Linked DNA regions of Mus musculus: region 1 is linked to region 2. The links are chromatin loops, found by intact Hi-C in ENCODE. Cell type or tissue: heart. All regions are shown on one strand. Each heading gives the region's core, and the rest is flanking DNA. Links, peaks and the distances in the headings are about the cores only.

Region 1 (5,794 bases), core at 1,544-4,043, 47 kb before region 2:
ACTACATAACTGTAACTTTGCTATGGTTATGAATCACAATGTAAATATTTTTGGAGATAGAGGTTTGCCAACGAGGTTATGAACCACATGTTGAGAACGGCTGTTCTAGTATTTGTCAGTTAAACATAGACCTCACCAGTTGGGTTCATTAAGCACGGTCTGCTTGTGTCTTCTTTAGTTTCACTGGCGTGGCATAATGCTACATCATGGTCAAACACTTCTTTGTGACTTGAGATGAGCCTTCTTTCTCCTTGGCATGCATGCACATTATTTAGACATGGAGGTAAGGGGAGCCAAGTTTAGTGATGGAACTAAAGTCACTCTGCTTCATGGAAGCCAAGATGGACGCTGCTTTACTGGGTGGCAGACACTTCACTGCTGGTTCAGTGAGACCCCATGATGGATGATGGTTCAACAGATTTGGATTTCCACCTGGCATCTTCATCACAAAGCAACCATGAGAATAGCTTTCCTATACTAATGCATTAAAGAATCAGTGAAATGCTGGGTGGTGTCGTACACCTTTGATCCCAGCACTCGGGAGGCAGAGGCAGGCAGATGTCTGAGTTTGAGAACAACCTGATCTACAGATCGAGTTCTAGGACAGCCAGAGCTACACAGAGAAACCCTGTCTTGACCAATAATAGCAGAACCATTGGAAGATGAGGAGATGACTTGTTTTGTAAACAGTACTGGCTGTAAGTGAAGCATCTTGCCTTCCTTGTCTTTGTCTGTACCCTCCATAAATGCTTACTTCTTTCTTTCTCATTACACAGGAGGTCAAGCTGTATATAGGATTATTTAAGATGGATTACTGGATACCTGTTGTGATTTTTCAAAAGGCAGAGATAAAAATCTAGCAGCATCACAAAGTCTTTTATTATTTTATCATTATGGTATTGAGGAAATTCAAGATACATGCCCATATGTTTTAGAAGTTTTCTGAATTTAAGGGTTTATTTTTCTTACTCCCCACTTAGAGGAAAAGGCGTTGTGAGTTGGAAAATGTTGACATAGATGGCAGAGAGTCAGGTTTTCATTTATAACTTAGCAGCATTGCCTAATAGCTGGGAGCATCGGTCAGGAGTCAGAGCTCTCTGCCTGTTATCCTCTGCCACCTGCTAGCTCTAAGAGATTGGATAAATTGTTTAATGGTCTACAGTTCAGCTTCTTCAGCCTGCAGCGGGGATAATGATAACACTTGCATCGGGGCTCTTGATGACCCACTGAGTACTTAGGGAATATCTGAAGAAAGATCTCTCCATGAACAGACCCCCATGGGCCCACACAACGGTTTAGTAAGCAATAGGAAAGCAGGACTTTCAAAAGAGTTTGCATGGGTAGGCAAAGGTGAGTGAAGCTAATTAGCCTCATTTATCTCCTCCTCTGGCCCTGGATGCCTTTGTCTCTGGTTTCTTCTGTATAACCAGCCAGTGGAGTTGTGACCACAGCGTGTGGTGCTATGGAGCTGGAGAGTTAGCCGAGTAGAAGATACTGTTGGCTATTGCTGTCATTTCAAGGCAAGAGGCAGAGGTGGCAGTGGGCTCAGACAAGTCTGTGATATGTATGTACACAGGAACGGTACTGTGAGTAGAGCCCCATTTTCTTGACTTTGTGGTTTTCTTTCCCAATGCTGACTAGGTGTTAGTAGGCAATTGTATGATACAAACAAACAAACAAACAAACAAACAAACAAGTAATAGAATATTAGATTAAGGGGCTCTATGTTTACACTAACTTAAATGCCTACTTGGAGTACAAATGACAGACTCTCCAAACAAAACAAACAAAACAAAACAAAACAAAACAGTGTGATTCGTTTATTTCACAAGCTAAATAGTACAATAGTATCTTTTCCCAGCATTTAGATGTTCATTTTAAAATACACTGTCCGGTAGGCTTGGGTGGATCACAGCCACCAACAGTGGTTGATACTGTGGTTGAATGTGGCTTGTCACCCTGCGTTACCTCAGGGCTCTGCCAACAGGAAGGGCAACAGCAGATTCAGCCCCTCAGAGCCAAAATAAACCAGTTTCCTTCACGTCCTGTTCTGCCTCATGAATTTCATTGTTATCACACAAAACAAACGAATACACAGTGTAGAAAAATCACCAATAAAAACCCCAAAAACAAAAGACGAAACCCAAACACACAGCTTGGTTAATGATTTAATGTCCGTAGCCTTGTAATGACTACGTCAAATCAAGAAATAGAATCTTTGTACCCTAGAAAGAATCTTCTGTGATTTCCCCCCCCCTCTTTTCTCAAAACCAATCTCCTCATTGTGTTTATGAATGTGTGTGTGTGTGTGTGTGTGTGTGTGTGTGTGTGTGTGTGTGTGTGTGTGTATGTGAACAAGTTCCCATCTGTGGAGACCAGAGGTACTTTGTTTTCTGAGACAGTCTCTCACTGGGACCTGGGACTCAGTGATTAAGTTAGGCTAGTTAGCTGGTGAGCTCCAGGGAGCCCCCTGTCTTGTCTCTTCAGCACTGAGATATGGGCACGTGCCCCCATGCCTGGCTGTACACGCAGGAGTGCTGGGGAGCAAAGCCAGCCCCTCACGCTTGTTGTACCTCCTCTGCTGTGCTGTCTCCCTGGCCTTACTCATTTTCAGCTGGTCACTTCTGGTGCTGTCCCTAATTCTGAAATTAAAAGAGCTGATTACGTTACTCTGTTGTTATTCTGAGTATCCCACCGTGCTCTATTTTCATTTGGTAATCTAATAACTTGTTTGGGTGAATTTCTAGTTTGGCTTGGATGCCATTTTCCATGCGGCACATTGGTGATGTCCAGAGGTTTTGTGGTCACTTTGGGTCCTTAGCTAAAAAATCATTCCATTATTAGAATATGAAATAGTGAAATCGATCACTTCTTCAGACAGCTCTACCGTGGCTACAGGACTGTGTGTACTTGGCAGAGCCTCCAGTCTAGCTCTTTGCCCAGCATCAGGAAGTCAAGGCACTGACCCCTTCTTCCTCTTCATCATCAATGTTAGCGTCATGTCCATGGCTGGCTGGCCCGGTTCTGGGTTGTGAGTGAAAGAGTGGGTGAGTTGACAGACCTCTGGTGACTGATGATGAGCTGGCAAATGCCTGTCCTCAAATAGGAAAAACACTCCTAGAGAGGAACAGGAAGGCCCCAGATGGGCTGTTGATGAACACTTGCTCTGGGCTGCTAAAGTACATTTCAGCCCTAGAACCCAAACAACATTTTATTATCAACATTTTAAAACATGTGGAAGGGACGGAAGGAGGGGAAAGAAAGGGAGGAGGGAGAGACAAGAAAGGTGGGGGGAGGAGAAAGAAAGGGTTCAGAAGGGAGGGAAGGAAGCAGAAAGAGAAAGGAAGAACAGAGGGAAGTAGGAAAGAATTCCATGAGGCAGGATCCAGGACACACATGTGCCCTCCATCAGGTTTCAGTGACTCTTGGCATTTTCTGTATTTAGTTCATACACATACATATACATTCTTAGTATTTTTTTCAACAGTTTCCAAAGAAAGTGCGGGAGTCAGCTACCCGTTTCCTCTAAGTCCCTCTGCACACACCTGAAGAAGAGCATCCTCCCAGGCAACCATTATCACTCCAGGGCTGAACAGGGGTGATATCCTAAGTGACCATTATATGCAGGATATCCCAGGTGTGCCCTGGATCTCACCCAAGGGTTTTTTTTTTTTAAATCATTATCTTACAAAGACATATATATTACACATTGCCATGATGCTGATGCTTTTGGGTCTCTTATTTAGGAATATCAGTCTTTCCTTTTTCCTTCATGACAAAGACTTTTTTTTTCTTTTAGAAGTCTGGTTTTCTTATAAACATTTTTTTGGGGGGGGCAGGGTTTGCACGGCTGTCTCCTTTAGTCCTGTCAATATGCTTAGAGACTCTCTCATTGGCTTCAATAACAGCCTGATATTGTGCCCAGCATCCATCTTTCCCAGGGTAGAGTTGCATTTCTGAATACAAATGGAAGTCCCATGGCTTTTAGATACTCTGGTTGTAGAATTCCTTTCTTTTAGCTGTGAATTCTGAGAAACAAAACCATGAGAGAAATAGCATTTTCCCCGTTTCAGAAGCATGAAATGCTTCACCAGACAGTATCTACTCTACTTCCTGACCTCCCACAACCAAGAAAAACGGCTCCTACAAGCACCTTCTTAAAGACCATGAAGCAGGTTTGGAGGAGTGAAGCCCCCTGCTCACTGCTCGGGAGCTTCAAACCCAGATCTGCCTAATTCGGTGACTTTCTGCTTCACTGTAACAGTTTTGCCAGATTTAGCCCAGAACTGCAATGTTTATTGAAGAAACAACACAATACCCAGGTAGAAATAACCGTGGCATCATGAACTCACAGGAAACAACACACTTAGCTCACAGCACCCTCCTGGCCCGTTTCTTTCTGGACTCTTCTTTCTCGCCAATCTGTCACTAAGGCTTTCAGCTTTGGTGGAACTCCTTGTGTGTGTTGTCTGTCTTTCTCTGCAGCTTCTGTCACCCTGTCTGTACGGGACAGCTTGAAAATGTGCAAACACAGTCAGCTGAACCCACGCACACGTGTCTGCACTGACCCATTTTCTGCATCCAGATCATACAATGCTTCGATCGGGAGACTGAGTGCTCCCAGGGTACTTTTCAGCATCAGCTGTATTCTTAATTAGATTTTTTTTTTGAGGTGCTGTCAATCTGTGGCTATAAACAGCGCCTTCTGGTTTTCCGATGACATGATGAAAATATAAATGGATCTTGCAGATTGCATTTTATTATCTTCTGTATTAAGCACTCAGAGCTGGTGCTAGAGGGACTCGTGGTCTGATAATGCTGATTAAATAACTTCAGTCCTGGGCTTCTGTGCTGTTTCACTGTCAAGCCAAACTGAATCGATACAAGGAGCTATTATCATTGAACAAAGTATAGCAATCTAACTGGCCGGGGAGGCCTTGGGGATTTGAACACAGTTGGATGGGACTGAGGTGAAAGGGGAGCCGGTCTGTGTCACCTTTGCTGCTGACTTGTCCACGTAATCTCTTGCACAAATCTCTTAGTTTGTAGGCCCTTGTTTTACTCACCTGTCATGTAAAAAAGCATTTTCTATAATGGGCTTTAATCTAGTGTGAAGTGGGGGATACGGGTGGAAATTTCGAAAGATCTCAGGATGCTGTGCGGATGTTGATTTGAGCAGGGCCCCATGGGTGGACATGGCAGTTGTTTTGCTTACAAACAAGCTATGGCAGCTTGCCTCATGGTTACTATGTAGAGACAGGAAAGGCAGGTCTGAAATCTGTTTCAGAAAGAGAGCTTTGCTCTTCCTGGAGGCTTGAATTCATTTCTGTGTTATTGGAGGAGGTGATGTCGTTCATCAACGTGAAGACCAGAGATGGATCAAGTTGGACTGGGGGGGGCAAACATTAAGATTTTGTCAGCCTCACTCGTGTGTGTGTGTGTGTGTGTGTGTGTGTGTGTGTGTGTTACCCAAGAGGAGATGTTTAATGAGAAACTGGAGATTTGATTTGATCCTTGAAGGCCCCAGAGCCATGTATAAAAATGCATGAATTCTCCTCATACATATGACATAAAAGGATAGGACTTACCTGGGGAAGGGAGGGCGAGGATGTAGAAAGATAAGGCAGGGAAAGGCTCTTTTATACTTTCCAGCTAATGAGGTAGAAATCCTTAATGCAGTGGAAAGGCTAGTTTACGTAACGAGGCAGAAAGAAACCCAGGAGCATGAAGTCGTGGGGGAAGCCCATGGATCTCAGAAGGATGGGGTTGTTGCTCAAGCTGCTATGACATTCAT
Region 2 (5,794 bases), core at 1,635-4,134:
AAAGGTTTTGCGTCTTTTATTTGGGAACTAAATGATCTAAGGTGGGGTAGAAAAATCCCCAAATAATATTTACCTCAAGAGACATGACCATAGTGTCATAGCACTTTAAAGATTACAGTTTTCTGGCACAGCTTCTTGTATGAGATCCAACTTAGTCCCTTGTTTTGTTTTTTGGTACTATTTCCTTGGCATGGGGGAGGGGGGAGAGGTGGTTCACATTGCACCAAGAAGAGATGGTTTGTTCTCTCTTGTCTTCCAAGAACAAATCTGCTTTTGCTATAAGTCATAACCCGTAAGTTTTAGAGGTCGTCCTCCCAGGAGGCAAAGAAACAAGTCTAACAGTGAGGAAGCTACAGAGAGCTAATGAAGTCTAATATGCGAGGATGACCAAGGAAGGTGACTTGAGATTAAGATCTGCTTTGGAAAGGTGAGGTGTGACCAGCGCTCCTATGAACACAAGACACATCAGAGTTGTAGAAAAGATCTTCTTGTTGGGAGTGTATAAGGTCAAGCCAGAAGAGCTTAGATGCTATCTGAGAGCAACCAGTGTTCCCATATGACTTATCTGGAGCTAAGGGTCTCTGAGAAAAGTCATTTTTTTGGACTTCATTGTTTTGGAATGAACCAGAAGGAGCACATTGAGACCAGAAATCCCATCTTGGTGGAGTTGGACCTACTGAAAGCAAAGGACTTCTGTGCTACAGATAACTCTGCATCTATGTGGGGCTCTCTAGCTTTCCATCACTGTGAATAAATATCAGAGACAAAAAACCTACAGGGAAAAAGGTTTTATTGTGGTTCAGTTTCATAGACTTCAGCCCAAGGTTGGATGGCTCCATTACTTGGGGCTTGATGGGGGCAGAGTTACAGAAGCCGGAGTGTGTGGCAGAAGAGACACCTATCTTCATGGCAGCAAAGAAGCAAACAGTCAGAGAAAAGACTGGTGAAAACATTTCCGTTAATGGCATGTCTATAGTAACCTGTCTCCTCCTCTTCTCGGCCTCACCTCTTAATAACCTATTCGGTGATGACTTCATCAAAGTATAAGGTAGTATTCTCATGATCTAATCACCTCCCAGGTTTCACCTCTTAGTACTACTTCGCTAGGGACCAAGCTTTGAACACATGAACTCTAGGGAGACAGTTCAGATTTAAGTACTTACAAGTGTAGGAAGCCAGCTATGGGAAGAAACCAAGCATCAGTTGATTAGGAGACGAGAAATCCCGATGAGAGTTGATACACACCTAAGCCTAGATGAAGGGCCAAGGGGAACAGACATGGGAAGACAGAATTTGTCTCCAAACACAGTAAGCCATCATTTTATGAGACATAGCATTCGTAAGGGTCTAGCTAATAAAAGCCACCTGCCAACTCAATTATGACACAATGGTAAGGCACCAGCAATGGAAAGACGCAACTTTATTTCAGATGTTAAAAATATGTACATGTTGGACTTGGTAAAAACACAATAAATAATGCTAGGAAGATGACATTTATGTTTGGGACCTGAGAAACTTGGAGCATGCTAATGTTCTTAATAGGAATCATGGGAACAGGGGATGAGAAGTGGCCTCCAAGAACAAATATCAATTCTGTTTTGGACACACCGACTTGGCTGTCTCTAAGAGACAGTCATGTGCAGATGTCTGGCAGGGTAAAGGACATGTTAGATTGAAACCTGGAGGGGGAACATGAGAAAAGTTTGACTCTGTTAGTGAATGAAAAATTCTGACATTAAATCTTCATGCTAAAGTGTGCACAAAAACCAAATTAATTTCCTTTCCTATAACCACAAAATTTGAATCCCTCCCTCTGATTGTAGTTTTTAATCCTTGGGTGCGCTTGACAAGTCCTGAAGGGACACAAGAAAAAGGAGAGAGAGAGACAAAAGGGACTTGAAGCCACTGGAGAAGTCATGAAGTGTTGGACTTAGCTTTGCTTGACAAGTCCTGAAGGGACACAAGAAAAAGGAGAGAGAGAGAGAGACAAAAGGGACTTGAAGCCACTGGAGAAGTCATGAAGTGTTGGACTTAGCTTTGAAAGCATGCCAGATGGAGACTTTGAAAGTCCTTCACCTAACTGGTTGACAGCTTGTTAGGTAGTACCCACCTGGCTGATGCTCTAAGGGCTGCTATCCCATGACTTTTACTGTTAGTGGAAGGCAAGTGTGTTGGTTTCTTCTACCACGATGACACGATGGGTAGCTTGAGCAATAGAAATGCATTTTCCCACAATTCTGAAGGGCCATGAGTGTCCAAGATCCAAGCTGGGATGAGGCCTGGTTTCTTCTGAATGGCCATCCTTTTGTACTTTTTTACATGCTTGTCTGTGTCAGCATTTCCACTTTTTAGGAGGACACCATCGCAGCTTGGCTTAGGGTCCAAGCAGAGGATTTCCTATGGCGTAATGACCTCTTTAAAGTCAAATACTGTCACATTCTGAGTTACAAGGAGTTGGTTAGGGGGACCTGATGGAGGATACAATTTAACCCATAACAGTGGATAAGCAGCCAAGCACCTAGATTCTTACTCATATGTATTAAGTGACTGGAGTCACTACCTGACGTCTGATAGTCTTTCTGTGCACTATAGATTATTTTCCTAACATGTTTCCATGATCGTTTTTGTGTCCCCACAAAGACAGGAGTTACATATAAAAGTTCTGTAAGTTTTTTTTAAATCTTCCCTTAGGTTTTTTTCTTCTTCCTGTTTCTGGGGTGGGGGTGGACCCAAATCTTTCTTTGAAGAAAGAGCTCAGTTGTTTTCCCTTATCGTTCCCTGGGCAGAGTTCAGCAGCCTGTGACATTACATCACTTCCTTGCTCTTCCCCTTTGGGAATAAAAGCTTCAAGTATGATCTGTGAGGGAAAACATACAAGAACAGGGACACATGTTTTGGTCTTTGTCTTACCTGTTTTTCATAGTCATGGCTTGCATAACGAAATTTCTGTGGAACTAATTCTTATACATGACTTTCCACTCAAGTTCATGGGGTTTCTACAGTTTAACAAGAACAAAAACACGTCCCAAACCACTTGAAGGCACGAGCAGTAGACCATGCTTGGCTGGGATAGCATTGCCCTTCCAGTGCGTCTTCCTCTGAGACTGTTTTCATAGGAAGTTTGTCTTGGCCGGCGTTTCAAAAGAATTGTTAGACACCTATCTGATCATTAAGTGGCTTCCTGCTAGAAGCTTGGTTCTACATTGATCTAAAAATGGAACATTAATTTCTCTCATTTTCGCCCTCTCAACAATGTATAATATGCAATAACCAAGTAAAGGCCTTGATATTTAACTTGTTCTTCCAGAGTTCAATTTTGCCTACCTTAAAGCAGTGGTTCTCAGCCTTCCTACTGCTGTGACTCTGATACACTTCCTCCTGCTGTGGTGACCCCTAAACCGTAACATTATTTTTGTTGCTTCTTCAGAACTATAAAACTATAACTTTGCTACTGTTATGGATTGTAATGTAAATATCTGATATGCAGGATATCTGATATGTGACCCCTGTAGAAAGGTTGTTTGACCCCTAGAGGGTTTCAACCCACAGGTTGAGAACCACTGCCTTAAGTCTTTTGTTCGACTTAAATATAGTTTTTAAAACTGTGATGACTAACAGGCATAGCAGCACAACCCTGTAGTCCTAGTTACCCAAGGAGAGGAGGCAGGAGGGTCACTTGAGGCTAGGAGTTCAAGACCAGCCTGGAAAGTATAGTCAGTCTTCCCCAGCCCCCATATAAAGTTAAAAGAAGGAGGAAGAGGAGGAGGAGGAGGAGGAGGAGGAGGAGGAGAAGGAGAAGAGAAGGAGAAGGAGAAGAAAGAAGAAGAAGAAGAAGAAGAAGAAGAAGAAGAAGAAGAAGAAGAAGAAGAAGAAGAAGAAGAAGAAGAAGAAGAAGAAGAGGAGGAGGAGGAGGAGGAGGAGGAGGAGGAGGAGGAGGAGGAGGAGGAGGAGGAGGAGGAGGAGAAGAAGAAGAAGAAGAAGAAGAAGAAGAAGAAGAAGAAGAAGAAGAAGAAGAAGAAGAAGAGAAGAAGAAGAAGAAGAAGAAGAAGAAGAAGAAGAAGAAGAAGAAGAAGAAGAAGAAGAAGAAGAAGAAGAAGAAGAAGAAGAAGAAGAAAACAAAAGCAGGGTGAGGGATACAATGTTGTAAAAATAGGACTTAACTTTAATGGTCCTCCTCACATAGCTAAGCATGAGGGAAAAAATAGCAAAGTCAAGTAGAAAAACAGTCTACAAGATTCCTGACAGTGTTCTTCACGACTGCCAAGGTCATTTTTTTTTTTAAAGCAAGTTTCAGAAACAAGGTAAGTCCTGACTTGCTGAAAGTGTAATGTGCTATCCTAGATGGTATCAAAGAGTTGAAACCCAGATTCTAGTTTCCAGCACTCGGCCAGAATCTCTTCCCCAGTTGCCATGGTGATCCTAGGCACTGAGATGTGAGATCTTAGCTGTACTGAACCTATTTTTCCTTTTGCAACTCTTCTGTATATTTTTTTTTAAAAACTCTCTCTAAATTATTTTATTTAAAAAGTAGGGTAAATGACAATAAATTTGATAATGATTAAGGAGGGTGCAAAGCAAGGAAAGAGTGGAAACACAGGAGTTATTAATAAGTGCTAAACGCCAGCCTACCATAGGATGTATTGGTGTCAATAAATGGCAGGATACCAGAGTCCGCCGGCCTATCAATCTAATAAACTTTTTATAAGTGATAGATTGGTCATAAACACTGTGTTTTATGGCACCTGAAAATTCCAAACAGTAAATCCACACACAGAATTTCAGTTCACATATTTCAGGACCCTGTTTTTAGAATCTGTACAAAGAAATATTTCATGGCCTTTATGGAGTTTTAATAAAAAACAACAGGTGGAAAATGGATTCTGCAGTAGCGAGAGCGACTATAACCATAAATACTGGTATCTCAGAATTACACCAGCAGAGACTGTAAACACATTAGTCATCCAACAGGGCTGGATTCCATTCTCAGATGTCACCTCAATTCCAGGCACAGAGATTGAATGCCACCATTTAAATTCAAAACACTGAATGGATATGATGATCTTTTATGTTCACGGGGATTCACGGAGAGCTTGTGATAGTTTCCTCGTCTATAAAATAAAAGCTGATAAATCTCATCTCAGCATTGTGGGACCAAGCAAGCTGACACACATTAAATGCCTAAGATGATGGCGGATGGTATGTTTCCAGTAAATCATAGCAGTGCTTCTTATTTCTTAAGCTTGTGTTTATTTTCATGGTTGCAGGATTAGGGGCCCTCTACCTGTTTAACAACACTATCGTTTTATAAATGGGGAAACTGAGGCTCAGAAGGTGATAACTGGCCCGGGACACTGCAGCTGGTTTGTCTCAGAGTTAGAACCTGAAGCCTAATGGCCAGTCACACTGATTTTAGTCCAGTTCCAGAATGGCTGACAATATTGCAAGCCTACTGTGTGCTACAGGCTGTCACCATGTTCTCTTTTTAGGATAGTATTTGGGCTTCTGGATCCCTGGGGGTGTTGCCTCCTCTTCCTTGGAGGGATCGGAATCCCCACCTCCTTTCCCAATAGGTGTGGCAATCAGCTCTCTCACACTTCATTCCCCTCCACATCAGCATTCCAGCTATTGCAGCCTGCCTGCTCTGCTCCAAGCAGGGCTCCATGGTAGTGAGGATCTTGCTGGGCAAGAGAATGTAGGAACATCTGGACTGCTGTGAGGGGCTCACAGGAGGGGAGCTGCACACCCCCCCACCTCCCTGTGTGGGTCTGCAGGAGCTCAGTACAGAGTGTGAGGA

Evidence for each region. A loop is a pair of places that touch in the nucleus more often than their neighbours do. Peaks named below come from ENCODE experiments on the same cell type or tissue, not always from the same donor. Only the 100,000 strongest peaks of a DNase experiment are listed, where the experiment ranks them.
Region 1: a loop joins it to region 2, with 1.9 times the contacts of the local background. A loop is called at or near these places in 3 of 42 quality-filtered maps.

The regions. Positions count from the first base shown.
Region 1 is chr5:66,846,342-66,852,135 of GRCm38, forward strand. All of the region lies in intron 1 of Limch1 (LIM and calponin homology domains 1), which reads left to right. Among named protein-coding and RNA genes, the nearest start is that of Gm52776, 45 kb to the right of the region's middle. In heart, for the core only: no CTCF peak of the experiment used is centred there; DNase peaks (open chromatin) are centred at 1,980 and 3,010.
Region 2 is chr5:66,892,821-66,898,614 of GRCm38, forward strand. The region is part of intron 3 of Limch1 (LIM and calponin homology domains 1); the gene reads left to right. Gm52776 (a long non-coding RNA gene) reads right to left here and starts at 1,391. Exons shown (of 3, transcript XR_003955744.1): 1 at 1,164-1,391. It also overlaps the pseudogene Gm6517. In heart, for the core only: no CTCF peak of the experiment used is centred there; a DNase peak (open chromatin) is centred at 3,111; H3K27ac peaks cover 369 bases.